Linked DNA regions of Homo sapiens: region 2 is linked to region 1. A link is an interaction called in ENCODE POLR2A ChIA-PET data of the cell type or tissue named here. Cell type or tissue: OCI-LY7. All regions are shown on one strand. Each heading gives the region's core, and the rest is flanking DNA. Links, peaks and the distances in the headings are about the cores only.

What was found. Peaks named below come from ENCODE experiments on the same cell type or tissue, not always from the same donor. Only the 100,000 strongest peaks of a DNase experiment are listed, where the experiment ranks them.
Region 2: POLR2A ChIA-PET joins it to region 1 with 6 read pairs; 7 of 35 experiments call an interaction of 5 or more read pairs at or near these places.

The regions. Positions count from the first base shown.
Region 1 is chr11:33,378,866-33,395,207 of GRCh38, forward strand. The region is part of intron 1 of KIAA1549L (KIAA1549 like); the gene reads left to right. Among named protein-coding and RNA genes, the nearest start is that of KIAA1549L, 11 kb to the left of the region's middle. In OCI-LY7, for the core only: CTCF peaks have their summits at 4,678, 4,879 and 6,535; DNase peaks (open chromatin) are centred at 4,350, 4,756, 5,176 and 6,601; H3K4me3 peaks cover 4,293 bases; H3K27ac peaks cover 5,000 bases.
Region 2 is chr11:33,427,252-33,443,593 of GRCh38, forward strand. All of the region lies in intron 1 of KIAA1549L (KIAA1549 like), which reads left to right. Among named protein-coding and RNA genes, the nearest start is that of KIAA1549L, 59 kb to the left of the region's middle. In OCI-LY7, for the core only: no CTCF peak of the experiment used is centred there; no DNase peak of the experiment used is centred there.

The DNA.
Region 1 (16,342 bases), core at 2,738-7,737:
GCAGTTTCACCCCAGGGTAGGTGAGTCCTGGGCCTAATGCAGGGCATCCTAAGGGGTTTGTGGGAAGAAGTGGTGTCAAGAGGGAGGCAGGAGAATGAATGACAATTTCTGGGGCCTTTGACTTTCTGCAAACAACCTAGTTTGGAACTTTTTCTGAGGAGTCGCTGCGGTTTGGTGTTGCCACTCATTGTAGAATGCGTCCGACCCTGAGATGTCTGAGATCTTACTCAAAGTGCTGGCTTGCTACAGTCCCATCATTTACATGGCTGCTCTCCCTTGTTGTTTAAGGAAGGCTAAGCCAGACATTTGTCTTGGTTGAAAAATGGGCAAACATAGATTTGTTTCTGGAAAATTCTGTAGCAATTGTTCAGCACCTTCCTGTCCTGGAGACTCTGCAGTGTGTTCCCAGTCTACTTCCACCCACCCCACCCCAGCCTCTTTTGCTTGAATATTCTAAAGGAATCAGAGTTCCTTCTCTTTTCCACATAAAGAAAAGGCTGTTGTCATCTTCACTGCCCTCCATTAGACTCCTAACTTCCATCTCCGTCTTCCGTCTTGCTTCCAGTCAGTAAGCTCTGTTTTGGATGCGGGAGGTTGGTGTGGGAAGGAAGTTTCTTTGTAGTACTGAGTACTGACACCCTGTATTCTCTTTGGCCATCCAGGCTCCAGGCAAAATGGTAGAGCTCAAATTTGACTTCACTCTCTTTTTAACTACTGAGCTTCCATTCAGTTCATGTCAGTAAACATTTACTGTGTGCCTGTTATGTACAGGGATAGTGCTCATCTGTTCACGGGCAGCTACTCAATGTGACTGTCTGGGTCTCAGTTCTCTCATCTGGAAAATGGGGACAACAATAGTTCCAATCTCATTGGGTTCTTGTGAGGATTACACGAGTTAAAGCATCTAAAGTGTTTCAAACAGTGCTTGGTATACAGTAGGCGCTCAGTGAATGCTACCTGCTGTTTTAAAATGGCAGAAACGATGGAATGTTTACTCTGTCTAGGTGCTGTGCAGGGGCAGGGGATACAGAGGTGAATAAGGACGAGGCAGTTTGTAGAAGCTCCTCAAGAAGAGGGCGATCAAGGCCCTTGCCCTCTGTGCTGTGTGATCAGAGCTAATGAGGGAATAGTTAATTCTGGGGGCATGGGGGCCTTGAAGGATGAGGTGGGGTTGGCAGTGTTGATGGTGGCATTTCTGGCAGAGGAAAAGTAAAGGGTTCTTTGTGGTCAGAGCACAGGGCGCTGTGGGGAGGAGTCCTCAGCACCCTGTCTGCATGCTGGGGCTTCCCCAGGCCCTCCTCTGCCGGCTGAAGGGCTCTGAGCGGCTGTGTGCTTCTCCCTCCAACTTATTAGTTCCTGATTTACCTTCATTTGCCTATTGCCTGTTACAATACCCAGCACAGAACAGGAATTTCTTAAATTTTCAGTCTCTACACTCCTGTTCCTCCTGCTTGGCTGTTTCTGTTAGATTTTAGAATACTGTCTCATTTAAATAATTCACAGTAAGTTGTGAATGACTGCTTTATTAAGGGAATATATTTGCATGTTGATAGAAGGTTTTGCTGATACCAAAGAATTTCTTCTGATTACGTGATCAATTTTAGCATCAGTGACGTATGGTGATAAGAAGAATGTATATTCTGTTGTTTTGGGGTGGAGAGTTCTGTGGATATCTATCAGGTCCGCTTGATCCAGAGCTGAGTTCAGGTCCTGAATACTTCTGTTAATTTTCTGTCTTGATGATCTAATATCGTCAGTGGGGTGTTAAAGTCCCCCACTATTATTGTGTGTGAGTCTAAGTCTCTTTGCAGGTCTCAAAGAACTTTGTAGGTCTCTAAGAATTTTATGAATCTGGGTACCACTGCATTGGGCGCATATGTATTTAGAATACTTAGCTCTTCTTGATGAATCGATACCAAAGAATTTCTAATTTAGAACAGTGTGTGGGGAGATAGTTTTGACCTGGGACGTCCTCCTTGCCGCTCCCCAAACTCTTTGTACACATCATCAACTTGCAGTCGAGTCTAGAACAGGTTCAAGCTCATTTGTTCATTCATTCATTCCTTTATTCAGTATGTTTTGAATGCCTCAATATTCTGAGGTAACAGTAATGAACAAAAACAAGGCCTGTTCTCACAGGGATTAGAGAGAATGGGGCTTGTTTTTGTTCGTTACCGTTACCTCAGAATATTGAGCCCAGTGCCGTCCAAACTTGACTGTGCTTACCAGTCACGTGAAGATCTCGTTGAAATGTGGATTCTGATTCAGCAGGTCTGAAATAAGGCTTGAGAGTCTGCATTGTTAACAAGCACTTGAGTAATACTGACGATGCAAGTTTGTGGACCCCATTTTGAGAAATAAGTGGCAATAAGCAAATACCTGTAGGTCGGGTGATGGTAAGCTCTATGGAGCAAAATAAATCAGGGTAGGGGATAGTGCCTTCACACATGAACTTGTCTAGATGGAGTGGTGAGAGGAGGCCTTTCTGAGGAGATGGCCTTGAGTAGACCTGACAGTGAAAATCTGGGGGAAGAATATTCCAGGCTGTGGGAAAAGCAAGTGCAAAGGCCTTGAGCAGAGATTGTGCTTGCGTTGTTTGAGGAAGAGCAGGAATGCCAATGTAGAATTGAATGAGCAAAGGGAGAGTAGTGAGAAATGATGTTGAAGAGAGAGATGGGGCTGGATCCTATAGGACTTACTGGCCATGGTGATGACTGGGTACTTTAGTTGGAGTGAGATGGTCAGCCATTGGAGCATCCAAACAAGAGGTGACATAATCTGACTTAAGTTTTAAAAGAATCACCTTGGTTGTTGTGGAGAGAAAAGTCTGTAAGGTCAAGTATGGAAGCCAGGAGATCAGGAAGGAAGCTGTTATTGAAATCAATCTGCAGATGAAGATGGCTTAGAGAGGGTGGTAGCAGAAGTGGTTAGATTTTGGATGTCTCTTGAAGATAGAGCTAGTAGAATTATCTGGTGGATTAAAAGGGTAGGAGAGAAAGAGAGGAATTGATACGGCTCCAAGGTCTTTGGCTCAAGCAACTGGGAAGATGAAGTTGCCATTAATTGAGACAGCAGTTCAGGTTTGGGGTAAGAAAATAAGAGTTCATTTGGGGGTATGTAAAGCTTGAAATGTTTATTCAAGTGGAGATGTCAGGTTGCCAGTTGAACAAAGTAGTCTGGAATTCTAGGGCGATAACAGGTCCTAAGGCATACATTTTGGAGCCATCAGCATGGAAGCGAATAAGAAACCTAGAAAGTGAGTATGGAGAAGAGAGAGGGAGATCTGAGCAAGGAGCCTGGGATTACTGCAGCATTCAGGGGTTCAGGGTGAAGGGGACCAGCAAGAGATAGAGAAGAAAACAATGAGGCAGTAGGAAGAGAAGAAAGTGTATATGGTGTCCTGGGTGCTAAGAGAAGAAAGCAATCAAGGAGGAGGGCGTGATTGGCTTGGACAGATGCTGCTGAGAGTGGAGTTAGATAGGCACTAGCAATGCACGTTGAGTTTGGAGGTGTGAAGGTGGTTAGTGGCTCTGAGAGTGATGGGGATAAAACTCTAACTGCAGATGGTTCAAGAGAGAAAGGAAAAAGAGGCATTGGAGGCAACACATAAGACAATTCTTATGAAGTTTTTTCTCTAGAGAAAAGCAGAGTCATGGGGGAGGTGGGCCAAGGGAGGGTTAAGATGAGGTCTAATTATATGTGTTCACACTTTCTCATTTTTAAACATGAAAGACATATGACCAGAGTGTTTGATTTGGTGTTTTTCCCCCAAATGTAGATGGCCCAATAAAATATATTTTGACTTTTTACTCTGAGTATGATTAGTACTTCAAAGATTCTTACAAGATGTCCCAAATCTTGCCTCCCATCTCATCCTTCCCATCCCCACAAAGTAAAGAAAATGATCTTGGGGCCAGAGCACAGGGCACTGTAGGGAGGAGTCCCTGGCACCCTCTCCCTGCCCTGGGACTTCCCCTGGCCCTCCTCGGGGGACTGAAGGGCTCTGAGGGGCTGGGATACTGCAGCATTTGGGGGTTCAGGGAGAAGGGGGACAAGCAAGAGACAGAGAAAATAAAATAAGGAGGTAGGAAAAGAAGAAAGTGTATTAAATATTAAAAGTACAGTGTTACTTGTACTTGGAAAAGTACAGTGTTACTGTACTTTTAACACTGGCATAAAATAAGTTAGATATCCCTTTGCTGACCCACATCCTTCCGTCAAACTGACCACCACCATGGAAACTTCAGGATCCTGAAATTCTGATGACGACCAGAGAATCTCTCAGAAGCTTACTTAGCTCAAGTCTCAAATTACTGGAATATGATCTGAGAATATTCAAAATGAATGTGCACACTTCCCTTTTTATTTTCATTAACCTTCAAGCCCATATTGTGGTTTTCTTTCTTTCTTTTTTTTTTTTTAAAGACAAACAAAAACTCCACTCTTCCCCAGACAAAAATGAATAGTTGGAATGACCTTAAAACATTTTCGTTGCTTGACAACATATTAGAGGGGATTTCTAAACACACAGAGGGACACATTATTCTGGGTCACGGGATGGCAGCCATGGATGGTGACTCTCTTTGGGGACTTCAGGACCAAAGGAGCAGTTAGCAATCTGGGTGTTGTAAATGTCAGTTTTAGGAGCTGGCAGGAAGGTGGCAACTGAGTCATATTAATTCAGCAGTGTTTATCAAGCACCCAGCATGTGTCAGGCCCTCCACTAGATGCTGGGGGTATAGTGAGAACAGGCTAGGCCTGGACCCTGCTCTCAGGCAGCCCGTGGTCCAGGACAAGAAACTCTCACTCGGGCAGGTGTGGTGGCAGGTGGGTAAAGTACTTCCATGAATTGGGTCAGGTTGGGGGATGTGGCAGGACAGCAAGTGCCTGCGTTGCTCAAAGAGGCAGCTACTGCTTAGTGGCAGCCTGCATGGGACCGAGGCTCAGGGTGCCATAGTTCTGACTTCTCAAGAAAAGGCAGATCTTTATTTAGAATCTTTTTGTTTTCAAATATCACCAATTAGTTCAGATTTCTAAAATGTCATGCAGTACAAAGAGAACACACTCATCAGCCACCATCTTTTTCTTCTTTTTTTAAAGTCAAGTTTATTAAGGTGTAATTTACATACAGTGAAATTCATCCTTTGTAGGTGTGCTGCATGATGAGTTTTGACAAAAGTGTGCAATCATGCGTCCACCACCACAATCCAGATACAGAACATTTCTGTCACCTCAAAAAGTTCCCTCCTGCCCCTTGCAGTTAATCCACTCCCCCAACACACCCAGTCCCTGGAAACTACCCATGTATTTTCCATCCCTGTAGTTTTGCCTTTCCCAGAAGGTCGTAGAAATGGAATTGTACTGTATATAACATTTTGCATTTGGCTTCTTTCACTTAGCATAATGCTCTTGAAAATCATCTGTGTCATTGCATCGATCACTAATTCTGTTCTTTTTATTGCAGAATAGTATTCCATTGCACCACAGTTTGCTTATGCATTCAGCAGTTGATGGACATGTGGGTTGTTTCCAGTTTATGACATGGAAGTCTTTCTGTGGGCAGTTTTCATTCCTTTTGGGTAAATGCCTAGGGGTGGGATTGCTTGGTCATGTGTTAGGGACGTATTTCATCTTATAAGAAACTGCCAAACTGTTTTTCAAAGTAGCTGTACAGTTTTGCATTCTCATTAGCAATGTATGAGAGTTCTAGTTGTTCCTCTGTATCCTCACTGGCATTTGGTATTGTCAGCTTTGTTTTTCCTTTTAATTTAGATGTCAGCCATTCTAATAGCTGTTTAGTGGTATCTCATTCATTTTAGTTTACATTTCTCTAATCACTAATAATTTTATTGTTGCATATCTTTTCATGTTCTTACTTGCCATCTATATCTCTACTTTGAAGTCTGTTAAGTTATTTTGCCCATTTAAAAATTGGATTGTTTTCTTTTTACTGAGTTTTGAGCTTTTCTTTATATAGTCTGGATACAAGTCTTTTTATCAGATAGGTGTTTTGCAACTGTGTTCTCCCGGTCTGTGGCTTGTCTTTTCATTTTATTAACAGCGTTTTTTTTGTTTTTTGTTTTTTTTTTTTAAAAGGAGAGAAGTTTTAAATTTAGATTAACTCTATCAACTTTTCAATTTAAGATTTGTGCTTTTTGTGTCCTAGCATAGAAATTGCCTAATGTGTGCCAAGGTCACAAATATCTATGATTTCTTCTAGAAGTTTTGTATTTTTATTTTTACTTTTAGGTCTGTGATCCATTTCATGTTTGTGTATGGTGCAAAGTAAGAATCAAGGTTAATTTTTTTATATGGATATTTAATTGTTCTAGCACCACTTATTGAAAAGACTATCCTTGGTCCATTGACTTATCTTGGCACCATATATGTCTGGGTTTATTTCTAGTCTGTTCTATTGTACTTCTCTCCATATGCCAGTACAACACTGTCTTGATTTCTCTAGTTCAGGGTTTCTTAACGTCAGCACTATTAACATTTTGGGTTCAACGGTTCTTTGTTGTGGTTGCCTGTCCTGTGCATTAGAAGTTTAGCAATATTTCTGACTGCCTGGTAGATGTCAGTAACTCCCCTCACTCTTAGTTGTGACAACCAAAAATGTTTCCAGACATTGCTAAATGTCCCCCTAGGGAGTAAAATTGACCGTGATTGAGTTTCACTGCTTTAGTTCTGTAGTAAGTCTTGAAGTCAGATAGTGTGAGTATTCTTTATTCTTTTAAAAAATCTTTTTGGCTATTCTAGGTCTTATGCTTTCTATACAGATTTTAGTATCTTCTTGTTAATTTCTATTTAAAAAGCCTGCTGGATTTTTGGTTGGAATTTCTTTGAATCTAGACCATTTAGAGATCTCTATCTTAACAGTGTTTTTTTTTTTAATCCGTGAACATATCTCTCTCCATTTACTTAGGTATTCTTTCTTTTCTCTCATCAATGTTTTATAGTTTTCCACATACAAATTTGTACATACATTTTTCATGTTTTTCAGTGCTTTGGCATATAGTAATAGAAAAATTTCTTTGTTAGTGTATGGAAATATAATTTTAAAAACCTTATATCATATGACCCTCCTAAACTCATTTTAGTTCTAGTAGCTTTTTATAGAATCTTTGAGATTTTTCTAAATAGGAAATAATGTTATCTGTGAATAAAGACACTTTTCATTCTTTCAAATCTGTAAGGCTTTTATTTATTTTTCTTGCCTTATTGCACTGGCTAGAACTTCTAGTACTTTGCTGAATAGAAATAGGGAGAGTGGACATCCTTGCCTTGATCCTGGCATTGGAGGGAAATATCAGTCTTTCTCTAGAGTATGATGTTGGCTATAGTTTTGATTTTGTTTCACAGAGGCCCTTTATCAGGCTGAGGAAATTCCCTTCTCTAGCAAATTTGCTGTGAATTTTTATCATGACTGGTTATCAGATTTTGGCAAATGCTTTCTCTTTGTCTATTGAGATGATCACAGGGTTTATCTTTAGTTTGTAAAAAGACAACTTTTTACAAACTAAAGAAATTCCTGGCCAGATGTGGTGGCTCATGCCTGTAATCCCAGCACTTTGGGAGGCCAAGGCAGGAGGATCACCTAATGTCAGAAGTTCGAAACCAGCCTGGCCAACATGGTGAAACCCTGTCTCTACTAAAAACACAAAAAAATTAGCTGGGTATGGTGGTGGGTGCCTGTAATCCCAGCCACTCAGGAGGCTGAGGCAGGAGAATCGCTTGCACCTGGGAGGCAGAGGTTGCAGTGAGCTGAGATCATGCCACTGCACTCCAGCCTGGGTGACAAGAGCAAGACTCCATCTCAAAAGAAATTTCTAACAACGGCCAGGCCATTGTTAGGAATTTTTAGTTTCATGTTCATGAGGGGTATTGGTCTGTAGTTTTGTTTTGCTAAAAGGTGTCTGGTTTTGTTAGAAGGGTAGTGCTGGTCTATAAAATAATAGGGGCCAGATGCGGTGGCTCAATCCTGTAATCCCAACACTTTGGGAGCCCAAGGAGGGTGGATCACTTGAGGTCAGGAGTTCGAGACCATCCTGGTTAATGTGATGAAACCCCGTCTCTACTAAAAATACAAAAATTAGCCAGGTATGGTGGTGCACACCTATAGTCCCAGCTACTTGGGAGGCTGAAGCATGAGAATTGTTGGAACCCAGGAGGTGGAGGTTGCAGTGAGTCGGGATTGTGCCACTGCACTCCAGCCTGGGTGACATAGCAAGACTCTGTCTCAAAAATAAAAGATAAATAAAATAAAATAAAATGAGAGAGAAGTATTCCCACTTCTGCTTTATGGACGTGTTTGTGCAGAACAATTTCTCTTTTAAGGCCCGTGAGCTTACAGATGATATTGAAGATCCCTCAAGGATTTCTTTAGTAAAATAAAAAGTATCAGGTACCTCTAGTTCATTTTCTCATTCTCTCTCTCTTTATTTTATTTTATTTTTTTGAGATGGAGTCTGATTCTGTTGTCCAGGCTGGAGTGCAGTGGCACAGTCTCGGCTCACTGCAATCTCCACGTCCCAGGTTCAAGCAATTCTCCTGCCTCAGCCTCCCAAGTAGCTGGGACTACAGGCACGCACCACTGCACCTGGCTAATTTTTGTATTTTTAGTAGAGATGGGGTTTCACCATGTTGGCCAGTCTGGTCTCGAACTCCTAACCTCAAGTAATCTGCCAGTCTCGGCCTCCCAAAGTGCTGGGATTATAGGCATGAACTATCATTCCTGGCCCATTTTCTCATTCTGAAAGCTACCAGCAGACACTACTTTGGTTTAAGGTCTAGGGAAAACAGCCTGGGTGAGGGAAAATTGCATTGGTTGCATTCAGGAGACTGAGGTCACCCCTGGCTGTTACCAAATCATTTCACTTTTCAGGGCTTTCGTTTTCTCATCTGTGGATAACAGCCTCAAGATCTTCCCTTCTTCCCCCATCCCCCGTCTGTGTCTTTACAAGCCATAAGCAGATGTTTTGGTGGAGTTCTACCATCTGCATTTCCTGCTTCTTCCTACATTAGCAGCCAAGCCCAGCCAACGATTTTCATTCTGAAAAGGGAAGAGTTTTCCCACAGTTTGCTGTCATAGTTCCAGTGTGAGGCCCAGATAAATATAGGCCTATCTTCAATCTTCATTGGATTTTAAAAAATTATGAAAGTAATATATATTTTATTAAATTCAAGCAATACTCAGGTAGATGCAGTAAAATGCAAAAGGCCCTCTTTGCCTTGTGTATTAGTCCACTCTCACGCTACTATAAAGAACTGCCCGAGACTGAGTAATTTAGAAAGGGAAGAAGTTTAGTTGACTCACAGTTCCGCATGGCTGGGGAGGCCTCAGGAAAGTTACAATCATGGCAGAAGGGGAAACAAACACATTCTTCTTCATATGATGGCAGGAAAGAGAAGTGCCGAGTGAAGTGGGGAGAATAAAACCATCAGATCTTGTGAGAACTCACTATCAGAAGAATAGCGTAGGGGTAACTGCCCCCATGATTCAGTTACCTCCTACTGAGTCCCTTCCACAATGCATGGGGATTATGGGAACTACAATTCAAGGTGTGATTTGGGTGGAGACACAGCCAAACCATATCACCTTGCTATTCTCTAGAGTCATGCTGTCAGTCAAGTGTGATGGATCCTTCCAGACCTCTTCATACAAATATTTATATCCATAGACGTAGCCTCAACTTAATTTTTTTTTAAGATATAAAAGGTATAATATTCAGCAACTTGCTTTTCCCGTTAACACTATATCATGACCCTCTTTCCATGCTAACTAAATTGTGTCATGAGAGAACTTGAACTTCTGTTAGAAACAGGGAAAGACCTTTTATTATAAAAGAGAATAAATAGCTTTAACAACACAGGTCAGATTCAAACCTAGAGTTAAAATATCTCCTTAGACGGTTCTGCCCATTTTCCTTTACTCCCTGGCTTCCTTCTCTAGACGATACTTCTGCAGACATTTAAGAAAAATCATGGGCCCTTTTAAACACCACATAGAATGGGGATAAATTCATGTTATAACCAATCCTAGATATAAATAAGGCCAAGTAGCTTCCTCAACATAGGCCAAGGTCGCTGCTGCACCTGCCTCCTGTTCACTCAGACGTGGCTTTGCCCAAGTGTCCTAACCACAAGAGGTGAATTCGATTTAGATTGAGATTTATATATGTTAAATCTATTCTTAGCTAGAAATAAAATCTCCTGACGTCAGACACACAAAATGGTTTTGGTATTTATGCAGTTCAAGTAAATGGGGAAGCCTAGAATACTTCTAACTTCAGTCTTTCCACATGAAATATGGAATGAAGTATCTAGAATGAAACTGGGACTCCCAGACCTGTCTGCCTACCTCTGTCCCTAGTAATGAATGCCGTTCCCCTGTCACTTGCCTTTTTATTTACCAGGTGTCAACAGCAAACCCAAGAAGGCTGAAGAAAAATGGGAAGTGTGAGAAGAAAATGTGTTGAAATTGACAGTGTGGCTTATAAGTTCTTGTTGAAAAGGGATGAATAAAAATATCTCTAGATTTGTATCCTTCATTGTCCGTTAAGAAGTCTTTGTTTTGAAAAGAATGGGAGGATCAGTCTTTGGAGCATTATTTTGAACATAATTAAGCTGGGTGAAAGTGTATTAAAAAATCAGCATCCTAGAACTGTCTTTGGCAGTTTCCTGTTATTATCTTATTAATACTGGAGATGAACGTATGAATCAAGCTGGTGAACCCTACGGAAACTGAACCTTTTTTTCCAGTTGGATGGGGAATATTTCTCTAGTCTCTAGTCCAGCAATAAACACATTTTAAACAAGTGTTTTCCATTCTTGTGACCAATGTAATATCTTTTCTTTTCCCTGCAGAGACAACAGTCTCCAGAGTTTGGTACAACAGTTCACGGTTGTCGAAGCTTTCAGTTTCTTTTCCTATTTGAATCTCACACTACTCTAAGAGAGGGTTGAGAAAGTGATTTGCTAAAGGTCACACATTGGTCCAGGGATTTGCACATTATTCTGTGATTCAGGGGACAGATCACCTAGCTACACAACTAAAACTAGCTCCAGTATGGGGCCTCAGGCCATGGGGGAATCCCAGGTGACATATTCGTAATAGGAATGAAATATAACCAGGCCACGTGGATGCTATAATTAATTGATAGAAATAACAGCTAATACTTTTGAGCATTTACTGTTTGTATCAGTTCATTTGATTCTCATACCAACCCTATGAAGTAGGTTCTGCAATTATCCCCATGTTTCAGAAGAGAGAACTGAGGCACAGAATAACTTAACAGTAACTGGTTCAGTGTCTCCCAGTTAACTGGCAGAGTAGAGATTGGAACCCAGGCAGTTCGATTCCAGAGCCCACACTCTGCTTCATGATATTGCCCTCCAGGATATTAAGAGGCTAAGGTTACTGGCTGTGCATCTCCTGGGCCCAGTGCCTCTTCTTCCTATGGCCCAGTTCATCCTTCTGCCTCTTTCTGGAGACTGGCTTTTTCTGCTTCCCCATAGCTTCTTGGTTCCCCTGACAATAAACCTTGCACGGGGCTTTTCACTTGCTGTGGTGCTCACTGCAGCCAGAGTGGGCAAGCCTCTTTAGTTTAAACGCCCACCATCAAGACTCTGCCCCAGTTCCACATTCCCATGAGGGAGAATCAAGCTGCTGCAATCTGGCCAATGGAATTAGGGAAACTACCTCTCATCCATTCAGCAGAGGCCAGAGGAGAAGGGGCACATGGTATAAAAATGCCTTCTTAGCCTGATCCCCCTTTCACCATGGCCTTGGTAGAGGTCAGTTTTAAATGTCAGTTTGGAGGGCAAACTTCTGAACATTTGTCTCCTCCTTCGTAGCAGTAAAAGACAACTTCACATGTTGGTAAGCTTGTTCTATGGAAGATAACAATGACAGGTGGCCTGCTTGATAGTGTTGGCCAATTTTCCTTGTATAAATACTCCCACCATGGCTGATTTCAAGCTACTAACATGATAATGGAGTTGGGAAGTGATGCCTCAACTGGCTCAGCTCTGATGTGACCTGGCCCTGGCACACCAATGCTCCTATCCATATATGGGCTAGAGGAAGGGAAGCTTCCACAGTAGGTGCACGATGTCTCCAAGGACTTTGAAACCTAGGCTTCACAGGCCAGTCAACTAGTTGCATTTGTAATTATGTAAAAGGGAATAAGATTTCAAGGTAGAGAGGATGGGAGTCAGATTTGCTGCGTGGTCTAAAACAGCTTCAAATACTGTGTATAGTCCCAATGGTACAACCTAGTAGGCACTCAGCGATGCTTTATAAAAAATTGCAATTTCCTTTGATTATGGTGTCTCACTTGTGACATATAATTAACCCTTTCACTGAATTTAAGACGTCAGACCTAATTTTCTTGAATGAGCATTGGTTTGGTTTTCTGGCACGGAAAGGTGAAATTTTTCTTTGCTTCCAGATGTCAGCAGCTCCTCCTCCTTTGCTGTCATCATGTCATCATGTTTCAAACCTAGGGATGCGGAGTCCACGTGGTACCCTAGTAGATGTCTTTTAGTTGGATACACATTATTAGTCTCAATTGGAGGCTTTTATTTATGATCATAAGGCCATCTCTCAGTTCATGTAATTATGCTAAAAGCCAAGACAGTCATGTGACTGCCACTTCCGACGGCGTGTCTGGTGCTTTAACAGATCTCAAGGCCTGTCTGATTGGCTCTTTTCATTTGCACATCTGAGAAGGAGACTGGGAGTCTTGGCTTCAGTGTGCTGCTTAAGATGCTGCCGACATTCCCCATCTTTCCTCCTGATGTGATGATGTTGCTAACCTTGGCCAGCTCTCACAACGGGTCGTGTTGGTCACTGGGAGATGCAGGGAGGAAGTGTCAACAGTGTGGATCTCTCACCCTCCTTAGACATGGAACTCCCAGTGTCCTACTGATGGAAGGTCAGTGTCTTTACCTATAAAAATAGCACAATTAATTTATTCTTTTAATTTCCCATGGGGCATAGCAAGAGAAAAATTTTTACAAGATTCTTCTTTCACATTTTATTGAAGATTTGTCCTAGTTTGTGAATATGTAGACTTCTGAATAAGAAGACTAACATTTATGAGACAGCTATTATTGTGTTAGTCACTGGATCAAGGGTTTAATCTTATTGAGTCCCCATGACGATGACACTGTCAGATAGTTCTTGCCCATTTTGCTTGGAGGAAGTTGAGATTGAGAGAACATGTAAAAACCAACTGGCCTAAGGGCACATTGCTTGTAAGTAGTGGAGCTGGGATTTGAAACTAGATCTGATTACAATGTAAATATATTATCAGTTATACAGTGCAGTCCTTCCCTGCCCACCCAACATTTTATGAAGTTGTCAAACACACGGAAAAGTAGAAAGAACAATATAGTAAACACCCCTATATCTACCATCTAAATGGTGCAATTAACATTTTGCTTTATCATATATCTGTCTGTCCCACTATCCATCAATTCATCTTATTTTTGATGTATTCAGAGTAAGTTGCAGACATCAGTACATGTCACCCCTAAATACTTTCGCATACATGTCATTGATTAGGGTTCAGTATTTGTTTATGACTCTTTTTCTGAGGTAAATTTTACATACAATGAAATACAAAACTCTTGAGTACATTTTCTTGAGTTTTTACAAATGTATACACCTGTGTATCCCAAATCCCTGTCAAGATATAGCATGTGACCATGACCCCAAAAAGTAAGTTTTCTTTTGCCCTTCTGCAGACATTCCCATCTCTTCTCACTCGCCCCACCCAATCCAAGCAACCATGGTTTGATTTTGTTTTTCACCATAGTTTAGTTTTTATATCACGCAGTTAAAAAACAACCAGATTGCCAGTTTTCTTTGTTCTGCAGCAAAAGATAAAAGTGAGTATCTATCCTGCGTGTCTTGAACTCCCGGGCTCAAGTGATCTGCCTGTCTCAGCTTCCCAAAGTGCTGGGATTACAGGTGTGAGCCACTGGGCCTAGCTGCTGATTGCATTTCTGAACACTTTCATAATTCTGACAATTTTCTGTCTTTGCTGCCTTATTTCAGACCCTCCCTCCTTTTGGTCCACGTTCTTACCAAAGCTGCATCTCCTAATTGTCCCCTGTCTCTAGTCTTGTCCCCCTTTAAACCAGCCTCGTCCTCCAGCCAGAGATTCTTATAAAATATAAATCGGCCCAAACCTTTTGTCGGCTCTTCATAACTCAGTTTGACTTCATTGCTTAGCAATCTGGGTCCTTTATGAATGAACCACCTCCAACTCACACCTGCCGCTATAGCGAGGCTTGCAGTTTCCCCAGAGCCCTTTGCGCCCTTTACATTTTATTCTTTCTGCCTGGGAAGCCCTTCCCAGCCTTGTCTGCATGATTACCATCTACACTTCTTCAAGACTCAACTCAGGTGTTAGGCCTGCAGGCAGCCTTCCCTGGCATGCACTCTGCCCTCTGCCTTAGGAGTTAGATGCCGTCTTCTCTGCTTCTGTCTCCTGGGCCATCCTTGAGGTCTCCTGGCCCGTCTCCTTCATCAGACTGTGAACTCGTCAGAGCAGTGGTTCTCAAAAGGTAATCCCGGGTACAATGGGGTCCTGGAAACCCCTTCACAACTGTGATCAATGTGTTAAAAACTATTTTGGTTATAAGTGAGGACACACACGGTTATTAGCCATGTCTACTAGAAGAAACAATGAGCTAAGTACCTAGTGGGACAACTTGCTTAGAGAAAGAGGGAGGAAGATACTATAAAGTCAAGCCAGCACTAAGGAACAACCGAGGCATGTTGCCTCCCGGGCATAGAAGACAATGTTCAGGAAGAAGAGCAGGAAGCAGTGCTACTTATACCGTGTAAAGGTGGGATAAGTGTGGAGTCAGTTTAAGGTCTAGGGTACGAAGGTGTGCAGACAACCCCGAAAACTTGAGAGCCGCTCTCTTAAAAGCTGGGATTATGTTTTATTTGTCTTAGCACAGGGTCTTGCACATACATAGTAGATACAGGATAATTGTGTATATAAAGGAAGGAAGAGAATCTCCTGGTATGTTCTCACAGTACCTCTGAAAACCTGTTGTGTTATTCCTGCTCTTTAAACCTTTTTGACCATTCTGCCTACAAATATGCATGGATAGCACAGCACTAGCGGTGGGATGGAGTACAGGCATCACAAGCCAGGTACTAACTTCTCTCCACAGATGGGTTTTCAAAAATTAAACACTTGTGGCTGGGCGCAATGGCTCACACCTGTAATCCCAGCACTTTGAGAGGCTGAGGCCAGAGGATCGCTTGAGCCCTGAAATTTGAAAGCAGCCTCGGCAACATGGTGAGGCCCCCTCTCTACCAAAAACTAAACAAAACAAAACAAAAATTAGCTTGGTGTGGTGGTGTGCACCTATAGTCCTAGCTACTAGGGAGGATGAGGTGGGAGGATCACTTGAGCCCAGGAGGCAGAGGCTGCAGTGATCTGAGATCATGCCACTACACCCCAGCCTGGACAACAGAGCCAGATCCTAACTCATAAATAATAAATAAATAAATAAATAAATAAATAAACAAACAATAAACAATAAACACTTGTCAAACAAAATGAAACATCACTTAAAAATCAAGAGCTTTTCCATAAAGAAAAGTCAGGATTTCTAGGTTCCCTTGAAATAGTCAGAAGTTTAACCATACTGGTCCTATATTTCTGGATGGCCACACTTGGCTGAAGCTTAGTAGTGGTGCCTCTTTTAGACGGGGCATCTGTCACGGCTCCTGTTTGTCCCATTTCACTCTCATATTGGCTGTGATGAGCTAACTGTGGTAACAAACCAACCCCCAAATCTACAATGGCTTAAAGCCAGAGAAGTTTATTTCTCACTCACATAAAGACAAAATGAGTGTTCCTGATGGGCAGAGAGCTCTCTTTAAAGCAGTGATTCGGGGACCCAGGGTCCTTCCATTTTGTGGCTTTGCCATATTCAGTCTGTGGCTCCCAAGGCTGCCCTGCTTGTCTGCGTGCAGCAGATGGAAGCAGACAGAGTAACAGGTCCCTAAGTGATGTGTAGCATTCTGTGCACATTCCATGGGTTAGTGCTCTGTGACTTGGCCATAGTGACCTGCAGGGAGAGGCTGAAACACGTAATCTTAGAGTGGTCCCAGAAAGTAGAGGTAACAGGTTTGGCGAACAGCCAGCTGTTACCTGACCCAATTCATTTCTTTCATCTACTTGGCCCTTTGGTATTTGAGTTTGCAATCCCTGCTTTTAACAGCAACAGGCTTTGGAGATAAGGAAACCTAGGTTCAAATCACTATAATGTCAACTCTAGCAGGACAGGAACTTAATCTGTTTTGTTC
Region 2 (16,342 bases), core at 7,373-12,372, 53 kb after region 1:
TAGAAGAGGATTTCCACAAGCCCTTACCACTGCCTTAACCTGGCTGCCTGAATCCTGCCTTCTCTCCCTTTGAGGATGAACCATCTCTGATCCCTTTGTGGGAGACAATATCCCCTCTCAGGCTGTCGGGGTCCTCCTGCCAGCAGTTCCCCCTGCTCAGTATGCTCCTCTCCCATCATAGATATGCATGCTGATTTGTCTTCCATTTCTCCATGTTAGGAAAGCCCTCCCTTGGCCATGCATCCCCCTTCGCTGCTATACTCCCTCCGTCCCTATTTCTCCTTCCTCTTTTTCAGCAAACCCCCTTGAAATAATTTCCTTACAGGCTGTCTCCGGTTCCTCACTTCCCAATTCTTTCTCTTTTTTTCTTAATTGAGGTGAAATCCACTTACCATAGAAGTCATCATTTTGGTGTTTTAAAGTGTACAACTCAGTAGCATTTATAATGTTATGCAGCCACTACATCTATCCACTTCTGAAACCTTTTCATTATTCTGAAAGCAACCCCCTTACTAGTTAAGTAGTCACCCTCTCTTCTCTCCCCTGCAGTGTTTGGCAACCACAAATTGGCATTCCGTGTCTATGGATTTACTTGTTCTGTATATTTTATATAATTAGAGCCATACAATATGTGAACTTAATTCATTTAGCATAATGTTTGCAAGGTTCATCCATGTTGTAGCATGCATCAGAATTTCATTTCCTTTTATTGGTTAGTAATGTTTCATTGTATGTATCTAGCCCATTTTGCTTATCAGTTCGTCCACTGATAGACATTTGGTTGTTTCCACCTTTTGGTTATGGTGACCAGTGCTGCTATAAATATGAATGTACAAGTTTTTGTGTGGACATATGTTTTCAGTTCTCTTGGGTGCATACCTAGGGGTGGAATTGCTGGGTCATATGGTAGTTCTGTTTCACTTTTAAAGGAGCCACCAAACTGTTTGCAGCTTGGACCAAGTGGCTGGGCCAGTTTACATTACCACCGGTAATGTACAAGTGTTCTGATTTCCTTATATTTCCTTACCTCTTTGTCAACGTTTATAATTTCCTGTTTTTTTAAAAATTATACTTTAAGTTCTAGGGTACATGTGCACAACGTGCAGGTTTGTTACATATGTATACATGTGCCATTTGGTTTGTTGCACCCATCAACTCGTCATTCACATTAGGTATTTCTCCCAATGCTCTCCCTCCCCATCCCCCCGCCCACGACAGGACCTAGTTTGTGATGTTCCTCGCCCTGTATCCAAGTGTTCTCACTGTTCAGTTCCCACCTATGAGTGAGAACATGTGGTGTTTGGTTTTCTGTCCTTGCGATAGTTTGCTCAGAGTGATGTTTTCCAGCTTCATCCATGTCCCTACAAAGGACATTAACTCATCCTTTTTTATGGCTGCATAGTATTCCATGGTGTATATGTGCCACATTTTCTTAACCCAGTCTATCATTTATGGACGTTTGAGTTGGTTCCAAGTCTTTGCTATTGTGAATAGTGCTGCAATAAACATATGTGTGCATGTGTCTTTATAGTAGCATGATTTATAATCCCTCGGGTATATACCCAGTAGTGGGATCGCTGGGTCAAATGGTATCTCTAGTTCTAGATCCTTGAGGAATTGCCACACTGTCTTTCACAATGGTTGAACTAGTTTACACTCCCACCAACAGTGTAAAAGTGTTCCTATTTCTCCACCCTAGTGGGTGTGAGGTGGTATCTCGTTTTGTTTTTTGTTTTTGAGGCAGAGTTTTGCTCTTGTCACCCAGGCTGGAGTGCAATGGTGCAATCTCGACTCAGTGCAACCTCCGCCTCCCAGGTTCAAGCGATTCTCCTGCCTCAGCCTCCCAAGTACCTGGGATTACAGGCACCCACCACTACCCGCTGCTAATTTTTGTATTTTTGGTAGAGATGGGGTTTCACCATGTTGGCCAGGCTGGTCTCAAACTCCTGACCTCAAGTGATCCGCCCACCTCGGCCTCCCAAAGTGCTGGGATTATGGGTGTGAGCCACCGTTCCCAGCCCTCATTGTGGTTTTGATTTGCATTTCCCAAGTGGCGAATTGACCATTTGTATATCTTCAGAGAAATGTCTATTCACATTTCTGCCCATTTAAAAATCGGGTTGCTTGTCTTTTTGTTCTTGAGTTTCCCATTCCCTCTTGAACCCACTCCAATCAGTCTTTCCTCCTTACTATTCCAGGGTTGCTCTTATCGAGGTCACCAGTGACCTCCCAATCTGTCAAATCCAGTGGTCCATTTTCGGTCCTCAATGTATTGCCCTCACGGCAGCATTTAAGGAAGGATCACTTGTTCTCCGTGGAGCTGCTTTCCAGCTGCCATGATTTCATGGTTCTTCTCAGTCTCCTTTGTGGATCCCTCTTCATCTTCATGACCTCTAAACATTAACCTTCCTCAGGGTTCAGCCTAGACCTCTTTCCTTTGTATCTCTTCTACCCTGAACGTCCCCCTCCTTCCATTGTTCAGGCCAGGAATCTTGGTGTTGTCTTTGATCTCTCTCTTTCCCCTACTCCACCCGGCTCTGCCTTCATATATCTGGACTTGGATCCCTGCTCACAGCCTCCACTGCAGTCATCTGGACCCAAATCACTGATTTGTGAGTGGAATCCTGAAGTAGCCTACTAATTGGTCTCCCTCTTCCTGCTTCTTCTCCTACCCCTCACCATCTCTTCTGTATGAAACAGCAACCAGAGAGATCCTGTTCAAACCCATCAGATCATGTGGCAGCTCTGCTCTGCCCTCCCTTCCTTCCTTCCTTCCTTCCTTCCTTCCTTCCTTCCTCCCTTCCCTCTCTCCTCCGTTCCTCCCTTCCCTCCCTCCCTCTCTCCTCCCTCCCTCCACCAGGATTTTAAGTTTGTTATGATAATGTTCATTATGAATCTCTAAGAAGAGAATATTTTTGCAGTATTTCCCCACCTACCTCCCTTCTTTCCCTCCCTCTCTCCCTCCCTCCCTTCCTTTCATCCTTCCCTCCCTCCCTCCCTCTCTCCCTCCCTCCCTCTCTCCCTCCACCTATAGGACCTATTTTTCCCAACATATTTTTGGGAAATGCTTGAACAGACTCTTTTCTGTAATAAGTCATATTTGGGGTGATGTAGGTGGGGTGAATGTTATATAATCTGAGTCTTTTTCCTTTGACTAATAAAACATTTCAACATGTAGGGAAACTGTACATCCAAAAGGCCTGAACTTGCCCTGAGGCTATCCTTTGATAACTCATTAGGTAAGATCTGGCCAATTATTTCTTCTTCAATTTGAAAAGCGATTTTACATTTAAATATTTTTGCAGAGTTTCATTTTTATAAGCAAAGTATGGTGAAGCTTTGAAGCAGTTTCTCCCAGAGCTGTGGAAACAATTTAAGTCTGCCCTTTCTCTGCTTTTGTCTTGGTTCCCTAATGGATCTCTGGGATGTCAGCATCCTGTAGAGTCATGTAGGCAGCCATGGTCATGTTCTAGGACCAAACTTACCTCAACCTGTCAGAAGCAGCCCTGGGAGGGCAGGAGGTATTTCTGTTTTGTTCACCACTGCAGACCCAAACATATAGCACCGTGCTGTTCACATTGTAGGTGGCCTATTAATATTTGTTGAATCAACTTTTGAAGTAGCACTGTGTCCGGAATTGGTGGGTTCTTGGTCTCACTGACTTCCAAGAATGAAGCCGTGGACCCTCGCGGTGAGTGTTACAGCTCTTAAGGTGGCGCGTCTGGAGTTTGTTCCTTCTGATGTTCAGATGTGTTCGGAGTTTCTTCCTTCTGGTGAGTTCGTGGTCTCGCTGGCTCAGGAGTGAAGCTGCAGACCTTTGCGGTGAGTGCTACAGCTCTTAAGGCAGCACATCTGGAGTTGTTCGTTCCTCCTGGTGGGCTCGTGGGCTCGCTGGCTTCAGGAGTGAAGCTGCAGATCTTCGCGGTGAGTGTTACAGCTCATAAAAGCAGTGTGGACCCAAAGAGTGAGCAGTAGCAAGATTTATTGCAAAGAGCGAAAGAGCAAAGCTTCCACAGTGTGGAAGGGGACCCGAGCGGATTGCCACTGCTGGCTCTGGCAGCCTACTTTTATTCTCTTATCTGGCCCCACCCACATCCTGCTGATTGGTAGAGCCGAGTGGTCTGTTTTGACAGGGCGCTGATTGGTGTGTTTACAATCCCTGAGCTAGACACAAAGGTTCTCCATGTCCCCATCAGATTAGTTAGATACAGCGTATCGACACAAAGGTTCTCCAAGGCCCCACCAGAGTAGCTAGATATAGAGTGTCGATTGGTGCACTCACAAACCCTGAGCTAGACACAGGGTGCTGATTGGTGTGTTTACAAACCTTGAGCTAGATACAGAGTGCTGATTGGTGTATTTACAATCCCTGACCTAGACATAAAGGTTCTCCAAGGCCCCACCAGACTCAGGAGCCCAGCTGGCTTCACCCAGTGGATCCCGCACCGGGGCTGCAGGTGGAGCTGCCTGCCAGTCCCAGTGCTGTGCACCTGCACTTCTCAGCCCTTGGGTGGTCGATGGGACTGGGCGCCGTGGAGCAGGGGGCGGTGCTCATCGGGGAGGCTCGGGCTGCACAGGAACCCAGGGAGGCCGGGGAAGGCTCAGCCATGGTGGGCTGCAGTCCCAAGGACTGCCCCACGGGAAGGCAGCTAAGGCCCGACGAGAAATCGAGCTCAGCGCTGGTGGGCTGGCACTGCTGGGGGACCCAGTACGCCCTCCGTAGCCACTGGCCCGGGTGCTAAGTCCCTCATTGCCCGGGGCCGGCATGGCAGGCCGGCTGCTCCGAGTGCGGGGCCTGCCAAGCCCACGCCCACCCGGAACTCCAGCTGGCCCACAAGCTCTGCACGCAGTCCCGGTTCCCGCTCGCACCTCTCCCTCCACACCTCCCCGCAAGCTGAGGGAGTGGGCTCTGGCCTTGGCCAGCCCAGAAAGGGGCTCCCACAGTGCAGCGGTGGGCTGAAGTGCTCCTCAAGTGCCGCCAAAGTAGGAGCCCAGGCAGAGGAGGCGCCGAGAGCAAACGAGGGCTGTGAGGACTGCCAGCACACTGTCACCTCTCAGCACTAGGGAAATCTCACTTTACTTGACCCTGACTCATGGTGACTTACAATTAGGATTTGGTTTTGGTAAATTTTATTTGAATATGTGTTTGAGAATGCAGTACCAAATGGGTTTCTTAAATGGATATGGGTTTTTTTTTCTTGTAAATTTGTTTAAGTTCTTTGTAGATTCTGGATATTAATTTTGTGTGTTCTTTCTGGGCATGATGATAATTTTGTCCTCTGTAAAGCTGCTGAGATTCTGAAGGGAAATAAACATATCTTTTCCTCCTATTTCCATGATCTAAACTGAAGACAAAAATATGGGCATTCTTCAAGACAATTCTAAGCAAAAAGAACAAAGCTGGAGGCATCATGCTACCTGACTTCAAACTATACTACAAGTCTACAGTAACCAAAACAGCATGGTACTGGTACCAAAAGAGACATATAGACCAATGAAGCAGAACAGAGACCTCAGAAATAACACCACACATCTACAACCATCTGATCTTCAAAAAACCTGACAAAAATAAGCAACGGGGAAAGGATCTCCTGTTCAGTAAATGGTGCTGGGAAAACTGGTTAGCCATATGCAGAAAACTGAAACTGGACCCCTTCCTTATACCTTATGCAAAAATTAACTCAAGATGGATTAAACACTTACATGTAAAACCTAAAACCATAAAAACCCTAGAAGAAAACCTAGGCAATACCATTCAGGACATAGGCATGGGCAAAGACTTCATGACAAAAACGCCAAAAGCAATTGCAACAAAAGCCAAAATTGACAAATGGGATCTAATTAAATTGAGCTTCTGCACAGCAAAAGAAACTATCATCTGATCATCAGAGTGAATAGGCAACCTACAGAATAGGATAAAATTTTTGCAATCTACTCATCTGACAAAGGTCAGAACTTACAAGGAACTTCAACATATTTACAAGACAAAAACATATTTACAAGAAAAAAAGCCCATCAAAAAGTGGGCAAAGGATATGAACAGACACGTATCAAAAGAAGACATTTACATGGCCAACAAATGTGAAAAAAGGCTCAACGTCACTGATCATCAGAGAAATGCAAATCAAAACCACAATGAGATACCATCTCATGCCAGTTAGAATGATTATTAAAAAGTCAGGAAACAATAGATGCTGGTGAGGTTGTGGAGAAATAGGAACGCTTTTACACTGTTGGTGGGAATGTAAATTAGTTCCACTATTATGGAAGACAGTATGGTGATCCCTCAAGGACCTAGAATCAGAAATACCATTTGACCCAGCAATCCCATTACTGGATATATACCCAAAGGAATATAAATCATTCTGCTATAAAGACACATGCATACATACATTTATTGCAGCACTATTTACAATAGCAAAGACATGGAACCAACCCAAATGCCCATCAATTATAGACTGGATAAAGAAAATGTGGCACATATACACCATGGAATACTATGCAGCCATAAAAGGAATGAGATCATGTTCTTTGCAGAGACTTAGATGAAGCTGGAAGCCATCATCCTCAGCAAACTAACACAGCAACAGAAAACCAAACACCACATGTTCTCACTCATAAGTGGGAGTTGAACATTGAGAACACATGGACATAGAGAGGGGAACAACACATACCATGGCCTGTTATGGGGGTCAGGGGTGAGGGGAGGGAACTTAGAGGATGGGTCAATAGGTGGAGCAAACCACCATGGCACATGTATACCCATGTAACCTGCACGTTCTGCACATGTATCCTGCTTATTTTTTTTAGAAGAAATAAAGCCCCCCCCGCCACCAAAAAAAAAAGAATATGGTATTCTTAGAAGGATTCTTTAGGTAGTTTGAACAGTTTGTGATACACAGATTTTTTTAAAAAGATTCTACTGGGTATCTGATATGGTGGAGATAATTGAATCATGGGGGCAGTTTCTCCCATACTGTTCTCGTGGTAGTGAATAAGTCTCATGAGATCTGATGGTTTTATAAATGGGAGTTCCCCTGCACAAGCTTTCTTGCCTACTGCCATGTAAGATGTGACTTTGCTCCTCCTTTGCCTTCCACCATATTGTGAGGCCTCCCCAGCTATGTAGAACTGTGAGTCAATTAAATCTCTTTCTTTTATAAATTACCCAGTCCAAGGTGTGTCTTTATTAGCAGTGTGAGAACAGATGAATGCAGTAAACTGGTACCAGGAGTGGGGTTCTAAACCATGTGGACATATGTCCGTTGGATCTGCTGGGTCATATGGCCCAAGTGCAGAGCAGCTTGCACAAGCTAGCTGCACAAGAGAGCTAGCCTGGACCTGTTGCAGAGCCTTCTCCTGTTCTGGGCCCCACTCAAAACCAGCAGCCATTTGGGTCACTCAATAAATGGGCTGGAGTAAAACACCCAAATGAGGAATGTGTTGCCTCCAAAATCCAAATAGGCCTACTTGGCATTGTGCCTCTTTCTTGGTTGTAGGAGGGGCCAAATGTAGCAACTTATCCTTCACCTTAGAAGGAAGATCTTGACTGGCACCATGCCACTGGACCCCTAGAAATTTTACTGAGGTAGAAGTTCCCTGAATTTTAGTTAAACTTATTTCCCATCCTCTGGCATGCAAATGTCTCACCAATAAGTCCAGTGTGTTTGAAAGCCACCATTATAGGTATAAAGCAGCTTGTATAATCAGTGATGATCATTGATGAATTGTCCATGTATTCTTTTGAATTTGGAAAGATAGAATGATGTTGGCTCACAATGTAAAATGTAGCTTGATCATTTTATTTCCTAGAAATGATAAAAAGCTGTGCCATTTCTGGAAATTAGAAAAATAAAAGATTAATCATAAAAGTTCAGGATTTTTGTATTTCAGCCTGTTCTCATAAGCACAGAATGATGTGTGCCCTTTCCTATTAGATTTTCCAAGGGTGTTTCTGATTTGCAAAGTAAGAAGAATTGCCTTGTATCTAGCTAATTAACTTGGAGTACTAATGCCTGAGTATTAGTGTCTTGACTTGCTCTAATTAAGTTCAGCAAGTTCAAAGGCACCTGAAGAGGCATGGAATGGACATTTGCTTTATAGAAAGACAGTAAAACCAAAAATGAGAAAGCAAGTGGGGCTATAATTGAGACTCTGACATCAGTTCTTTTTTGGTAGTTTTTCATAGATGTCACCATAGTTACAGTCTCTGTAAATCACACATGTATTATAGTAGGGAAAATGAAGAGACTTGTTGCAAGTGAAGTAACCTAAATTTTTACAATTCTGTTGCTTTTAAAAAACATTTTGCTCCTACATATTTTATGGTTTTTCTATAAAAAAGATCATAGGACTGATATGCTAAATGTCTAGTGGCCAAATATAATGTTTATTGAAGATTTACCATGTGCCAGGCTCAGTCCTGAGTATTATCTAATTTAATTCCAAAGTAACCCTGAAGTAGTATATTTAGTAGTCTAGGCCTTCCAGAGAAACAGAACCAATAAGATATATATATATATATATATATATATATATATATATATATATATATATATATGTGTGTGTATATATATATATGTATATGTATATGTGTGTGTGTGTGTGTGTGTATAAAATATTAGATATAGTACATACATATTACAGTTGGTCATCAACTTCCATGGGTTCCACATTTGTGGATTCAACCAACTTCAGAGCTAAAATATCTAAAAAAAAAAAAAAAGTACAACAAAAAATGATACAAATAATAAACTAATAAGGTAGAACAACTATTTACATAGTATTATATTGTATTAAGTACTATAAGCGATCTGGAGATGATTTAAAGTATACGGGAAGATGTAATTGCATAGCTTATAAGCAAATGCTATGCCACTTTATATCTCAGGGACATGAGCATCTGGGGATTTTGGTACCTGCAGGGATCCTGGAACTGATCCCCCATAGATACTGAGGGAAGACCATAAAACGTAATATGCATAATACATATTATATACATAGCATATAATAAGGAACTGGCTCACGCAATTATGGAGATGAGAAGCCCAAGATCAGCAATTGGCAAGCTGCAGACCCAGGAGAGCCAATGGTATAATTTCCAGTCCAAGCCCAACTCTGAAGGCAAGAGACTACTGTCCCAGCTTGAAGGCAGTCAGAGAGAAAGAAGTCTTTCTTAGCCTTTTATTCTATTCAGACCCTCAATAGATTGGATGAGGCCAGCCCCTGCTGGGGGAGGGCAGTCTGCTTTATTTGGTCAAATGTTAATCTTATCCAGAAATGCCCGCACAGACACACTCAGGAAGAATATTTTACCAAATATCTGGGCACCCTGTGGCCCAGTCAGTTTGACACATACAATTAACTATTGCAGGTAGGTATTGTTTTTATTACTTTGTAGAAAGGAGGAAATGGAGGCATAGAATGGTTTAACAACTTGTTCAAGGTCACATGCTGGTAATGGTGGAGGCTGAACCCAAGCAAGCGCAGTCTGGCTCTTCAATTCCTCACTCTTAGTTGGTTCAGAAAATTACCTTTCAGATGAGAAAACTGAGATGATGGAGGAAGGGCAGGAAAGGGGAGAAGTGAAGGAGTCCAGTACTGGGCTAAGGACATTCAACTTGTTGGAGGCAGAGCTGGGATTTGAACCCAGGTCTTCTGACACCAGCCCTAGACCCCCAGGAGTCCTTCAGCACCAACGTGGGGTGTTCTCTGTATAATGGACATTGTGTTTGTGAAAGGAAAAAGGTTAACTTTTAGTTATACACCTGAATTATTTACTTAAGTACTCTATGCGGTAGTTATAGCTGTCTCATCTTGTCAGCATTATAATTTGTATTTGTAATATTCCAGCCCTTAAATATTCTCAGATGAGTTGGCCTGCTGGGATGAGTATGTTAATTATTTTAATAATGCTACCTTCCATTTCTAAATCATTTCAAACTTTTTAGAGTACTCTCATATGTACACATTATTTTAAAATGAATTAGCTTGACAAAGTGGCTTTACTCTGGGGTTGTAGCCTTTCGTGGTTGTGAATGGAAAAAAGGGCTTTTACTTCCTCTGAGCCAGGATTAAAAAAGAAAAAAATGAGTTATGAGAAGATGCTGGAAGAAACAGAAGTGTTTATTCAAGCAGCCTATCACTGAGAGGCAGCTCTGATGAAGATCGAAGAGCCCTGGACCGGGAGGTGTCATCGCAGAAACTGGGCATTGAAGCCAGACAGTTCTGAGTTTGAATCTTGGCTCTGCCACTTTTGAGACACATTGTGTTATCTTTCTGAACATTTATTCATTTTTAAAATGGGAATTACACTTTGTACCTTACAGGATGGTTGTGAGGATGAGAAATGTTTGTCCAGTGCATGGAATGTATATAGCAAGCCCTTGATAAATAGCAGCTGTTACAAATTCCCCCACCTCCTATTGGTGGGGCCTCCCTTTACTAGCCTGCACTGCATGTTCTAAAGACCTTTGCCCTGGCTGCTCTTTCCTACCCAGCTTGTGCATTTATAGTGACCTGACCTGACTATTTACTAGGATTCTTGTCCCCTCCAGTGGGTCAGTTGGGAAGTCAACCTGCAGCTCCAGGCTAGATGTGGATGGAGAAGCACCTGTTCCTCAGCCTGTCAATGGCCCAGACCAGATAAGGGGACCGCTTTCCTGGTTCCTGGTTTGCATTCTGGATTCTTTCTCTGAATCTGGTCTGCCTGGTTGTCCCACTACCACCTGCCTACGCCTCTCCAGCCCTGTCCAGACCACTCTCCCCTGAGCCATTCACATCCCTGTTTTTCCCAACCGTTGGTGTCAAAATGAGCAATTGTTTTTTCCTTTCTTAATTTTCTTTTGGATGAAGAGTTGTTTCACATGGATCATTTTAGAAGGAGCTATACTACTTCAAGAGAGATAGTAGACTTGGTTAATTGCATCAAATTCCTGGTCATTTCTTGGGGGAGAATTGGTTAAACTGGTGGTTTACTGACTCCATTGGCTGGTAGCCTAACTAAATTAATTGACCCATTTAATCAAAACAAGCCAAGCTGGTGACCAGTTTAGACACATACTTGATGTCCCACTCTTGGCTTTTACCCTCGTTTCTCCTTATTTTGTGCCTAGAGTATAATAGCAAAACTTGTTAGAACCCAGGTCTTGTCTTTGCTTTTGCTGGAACTGCCTCGAAAGAATCTGGCAGCTTTGGGGTATGGAAGCCAAAATTGGAGAGATGTCAGCTGTGCCCGTGGTGACAGGTGGAGGGTTGCTGCTTTCAGCAGGGGCCCTGAATACTGGGCCAGTGGTCATGCTGGCCAGCAATCCCCGGCCAAGGAGAGCAAGGATGCAGGCAGCACGTGGGCCTTCCATGCCAACGAAGAGGCAGTTCATTAAAGAGGAACCTGTGACGTCAATTATTTGACTCCTTGTCACTCTTTGGAATTGCTGTCATTTAAACTTTTTGACTAGATTCAGTTCCAAAGATCAAGGTATACGAGTCTCCACTGTTAGAAGTCTTGGAAGACTTCTTGTGGGATGAGAAGTGTTCTTCCTCTATTGACTTTTCCCCCTTTCTGCTTCTCTGTGATCAGACTGCAGGGATTTGAAGGTTTTTTTTTTTTTTTTTTTAAGGTGTAACCCTGGGACTCTCAAGCTTAGAATCTTTGTCAGCCAAGTAAACTGAATTTATTTATTTATTTATTTTCTGAGACAGAGTCTTGCTCTGTTGCATAGGCTGGAGTGCAGTGGCACGATCTCAGCTCACTGCAACCTCTGCCTCTCGGATTCAAGCAATTCTCCTGCCTCAACCTCCTGAGTAGCTAAAATTACAGATGTGTGTCACCACTCCTGGCTAATTTTTTTGTATTTTTAGTGGAGATGGGAATTTACCATGTTGGTCAGGCCCTCAGGTGATCCACCTGCCTTGGCCTCCCAAAGTGCTGGGATTACGGGTGTGAGCCACCGTGTCTGGCCTAAATTGAAATTTTTAATTGTGAAATGACCTTCTTTAACTATGGTTTTTTACCTTTTAAAATTGATACATAATATTTTACTTATTAATGGAGTACATGAGATATTTTGTTACATGCATAGGATATATACTGATCAGATCAAGGTATTTGGGGGTATCTATCACCTTGAGTATTTATCAATTCTTTTTTTTTGTTTCTGTTTTTGTTTTTGAGACTGAGTCTCGCTCTGTCGCCCAGGCTGGAGTGCAGTGGCGTGATCTCAGCTCACTGCAAGCTCCGCCTTCCGGGTTCATGCCATTCTCCTGCCTCAGCCTCCGGAGTAGCTGGGACTACAGGCGCCCACCAGCATGCCCGGCTAATTTTTTTTTTTTTTTTTTTTTTTAGTATAGACGGGGTTTCACTGTGTTAGCCAGGATGGTCTCGATCTCCTGACCTCGTGATCCGCCTGCCTTGGCCTCCCAAAGTGCTGGGATTACAGCCACCGTGCCCGGCTGAGTATTTATCAATTCTATGCATCGGGTACATTTTGAGTTCTCTCTTCTAGCTACTTATCTATAATAGTTTTGACCTCAAAACTTATCTGATGTTAAAACAGCCACATAGCTTTACTTTGGTTGGTATTTTCCGGGTATGTCTTTCCTCATCCTTTTACTTCCAACTTTTTGATATTTTTATAAATAAAAGGACAAACATCATATAGCTAGCTTATTTCTTTTAAACTATATTCTGAGAGTCTTTGCCTTTTATCTGGAACATTTAGTCTATTTACGTTGATTATCATTACGAAAATATTTGGATTTATTTTTACCATCTTATTTTATGTGACATCTTTTTGTTCCACTTTTTCTGTTTTCTTTTTGCCCCCATTTGTCTTCATTTGGATTGGTTATTTCCTCACCTATTTTGTTTCTTTTTTTTTTTTTTTTTTTTTTTTTTTGAGACGGAGTCTCGCTCTGTCGCCCAGGCTGGAGTGCAGTGGCGGGATCTCGGCTCATTGCAAGCTCCACCTCCCGGGTTCACGCCATTCTCCTGCCTCAGCCTCCCAAGTAGCTGGGACTACAGGCGCCCGCCACTACGCCCGGCTAATTTTTTGTATTTTTAGTAGAGACGGGGTTTCACCGTTTTTAGCCGGGATGGTCTCGATCTCCTGACCTCGTGATCCGCCCGCCTCGGCCTCCCAAAGTGCTGGGATTACAGGCGTGAGCCACCGCGCCCGGCCTATTTTGTTTCTTTATTAACTTAAACACTCTGTTTCTATTCTTTTAGTAGTTAACCTAGAAGCTTAAACATGTGTATTAATTTAACAAGGTCTAAAGTTAATTAATATCTTTTCCCTCATTTTATACAATATATGTAATTAGAATCCAAGTTTTCTAAGCCTGGCTTAACATGACATTATTATCCATACTTTTCTACATTGATTTCTTAAAAATTCACTAATCAGTCATTGTTTTCAACCTTTACACAATGAACATTAAATTAGATTTATCCACATTTATAGTTTTCCTTGCTTACATATTCCTTCGGGCATCTCAGACCTTCTTTTCTGAGCATATCCCTTAAAAATTCCTTTAGTGAGGGCATGCTAGTTATAAGCTCCATCCATTTTTGGATAGTGGATCCATTTTGCATAAATGTTTTAATATCACCCTTGTCCTGATAGATACTTTTACTGGATGTATTATTCTAGGTTGACAGTTCTTTTCTTTTTTTTTTATTATTATTATACTTTAAGTTTTAGAGTACATGTGCACAACGTGCAGGTTTGTTACATATGTATACATGTGCCATGTTGGTGTGCTACACCCATTAACTTGTCATTTAGCATTAGGTATATCTTCTAATGCTATCCCTCCCCCCTCCCCCTACCTCACAACAGTCCCCAGTGTGTGATGTTCCCCTTCCCGTGTCCATGTGTTCTCATTGTTCAGTTACCACCTATGAGTGAGAACATGCGGTGCTTGGTTTTTTGTCCTTGCGATAGTTTGCTGAGAATGATGGTTTCCAGCTTCATCCATGTCCCTACAAAGGACATGAACTCATCATTTTTTATGGCCGCATAGTATTCCATGGTGTATATGTGCCACATTTTCTTAATCCAGTCTATCATTGTTGGACATTTGGGTTGGTTCCAAGTCTTTGCTATTGTGAATAGTGCCGCAATAAACATATGTGTGCATGTGTCTTTATAGCAGCATGATTTATAATCCTTTGGATATATACCCAGTAATGGGATGGCTGGGTCAAATGGTATTTCTAGTTCTAGATCCCTGAGGAATCGCCACACGACTTCCACAATGGTTGAACTAGTTTACAGTCCCACCAACAGTGTAAAAATGTTCCTGTTTCTCCACATCCTCTCCAGCACCTGTTGTTTCCTGACTTTTTAATGATTGCCATTCTAACTTGTGTGAGATGGTATCTCATTGTGGTTTTGATTTGCATTTCTCTGATGGCCAGTGATGATGAGCATTTTTTCATGTGTCTTTTGGCTGCATAAATGTCGTCTTTTGAGAAGTGTCTGTTCATATCCTTTGCCCACTTTTTGATGGGGTTGTTTGTTTTTTTCTTGTAAATTTATTTGAGTTCATTGTAGATTCTGGATATTAGCCCTTTGTCAGATGAGTAGGTTGCGAAAATTTTCTCCCATTCTGTAGGTTGCCTGTTCACTCTGATGGTGGTTTCTTTTGCTGTGCAGAAGCTCTTTAATTTAATTAGATCCCGTTTGTCAATTTTGGCTTTTGTTGCCATTGCTTTTGGTGTTTTAGACATGAAGTCCTTGCCCATGCCTATGTCCTGAATGGTATTGCCTAGGTTTTCTTCTAGGGTTTTTATGGTTTTAGGTCTAACATTTAAGTCTTTAATCCATCTTGAATTAATTTTTGTATAAGGTATAAGGAAGGGATCCAGTTTCAGCTTTCTACATATGGCTAGCCAGTTTTCCCAGCACCATTTATTAAATAGGGAATCCTTTCCCCATTTCTTGTTTTTGTCAGGTTTGTCAAAGGTCAGATAGTTGTAGATATGCGGCATGATTTCTGAGGGCTCTGTTCTGTTCCATTGATCTATATCTCTGTTTTGGTACCAGTACCATGCTGTTTTGGTTACTGTAGCCTTGTAGTATAGTTTGAAGTCAGGTAGCATGATGCCTCCAGCTTTGTTCTTTTGGCTTAGGATTGACTTGGCAATGCGGGCTCTTTTTTGGTTCCATATGAACTTTAAAGTAGTTTTTTCCAATTCTGTGAAGAAAGTCATTGGTAGCTGACAGTTATTTTCTCTCAACTCTTTGAAGATGTATTTTTCCTTCCATTTTTGATGCTGAAAAGTTAGCTCAATCTTTGTCAGTGATCTGTCTTTTCACTCTGACTGCTTTTATACTCTTCTTGATTTTGCTTTCTTCAGTTTCACTAAATGTTGAAAATTTTAATGTCTAGATACTGATTTTATTTATTCTGCTTGGCATTTATCATGCTTCTTTAATCTGAGAATTCATGCCTTAATACTTAAAAATTGTTAGTCCTTATTTGTTTGAATATTGCCTCTATCCAATTTCCATATTTTTTTCCTTCTGGAAATCTGGCTAGACGTGTGTTAAACTTCACTCTGTCCCCCATATCACTGACTCCATATCACTTCTTTCATGTATTTTAACTTTTGTCTCTCTGTGCTGCACTCTGGGTAATTTCTTTAGGTCCATCTTATGGTCCATAAATTATGTCCTTGGCTATGTCTGATATATGCTACTTATCTGTTTTCTGTTTTCATTATTATATTTTATATTTCAGAAATTCTTTGTAGCTTTTCAAAATGATTTGCTTAATTTGCTTAATTATCTTTTCCATAATTTGTGTAATCCTGTTTTATTTCTTTATGCATATTAAACTTATTTTATATTCTATATCTGATCATTGTAATATTTCCAGTTTTCTGATGACTTTCATTTAGAGTGATTCGTTTACTCTTATTTTTTAAAGAGACAGGGTCTTGTTATGTTGCCCAGGCTAGTCTTGAACTCCTGGGCTGAAGGGACCCTCCTGCCTTGGCCTCCCACAGTGGTGCGATTACAGGCATGAGCCACCATGCTTGGCCCATTTGCTCTTCTTTTTAGTGATTTTTTTTTTTTGTTATAAACCTATTTCCTTAAAACTTTATCTGTGGGGATTGTTAGAGCCCTGTGTTTAAAGTGACTTTCTCCAGAGAGGACACATTTGAATTTATTCCAGCCATGGCACAGTGCCCACCAAGGGGTGGTTTAATCACATCTTTAGCTCAAGTTGTTATCATTCTTCCAACTCACACTACTAGTGTGAATCTGGTCCTAAACCCAAATGAATGGGGCTTTTGGTTAGAGATTTTCAGGGAGACTTTTTCAAAGTACTTGAT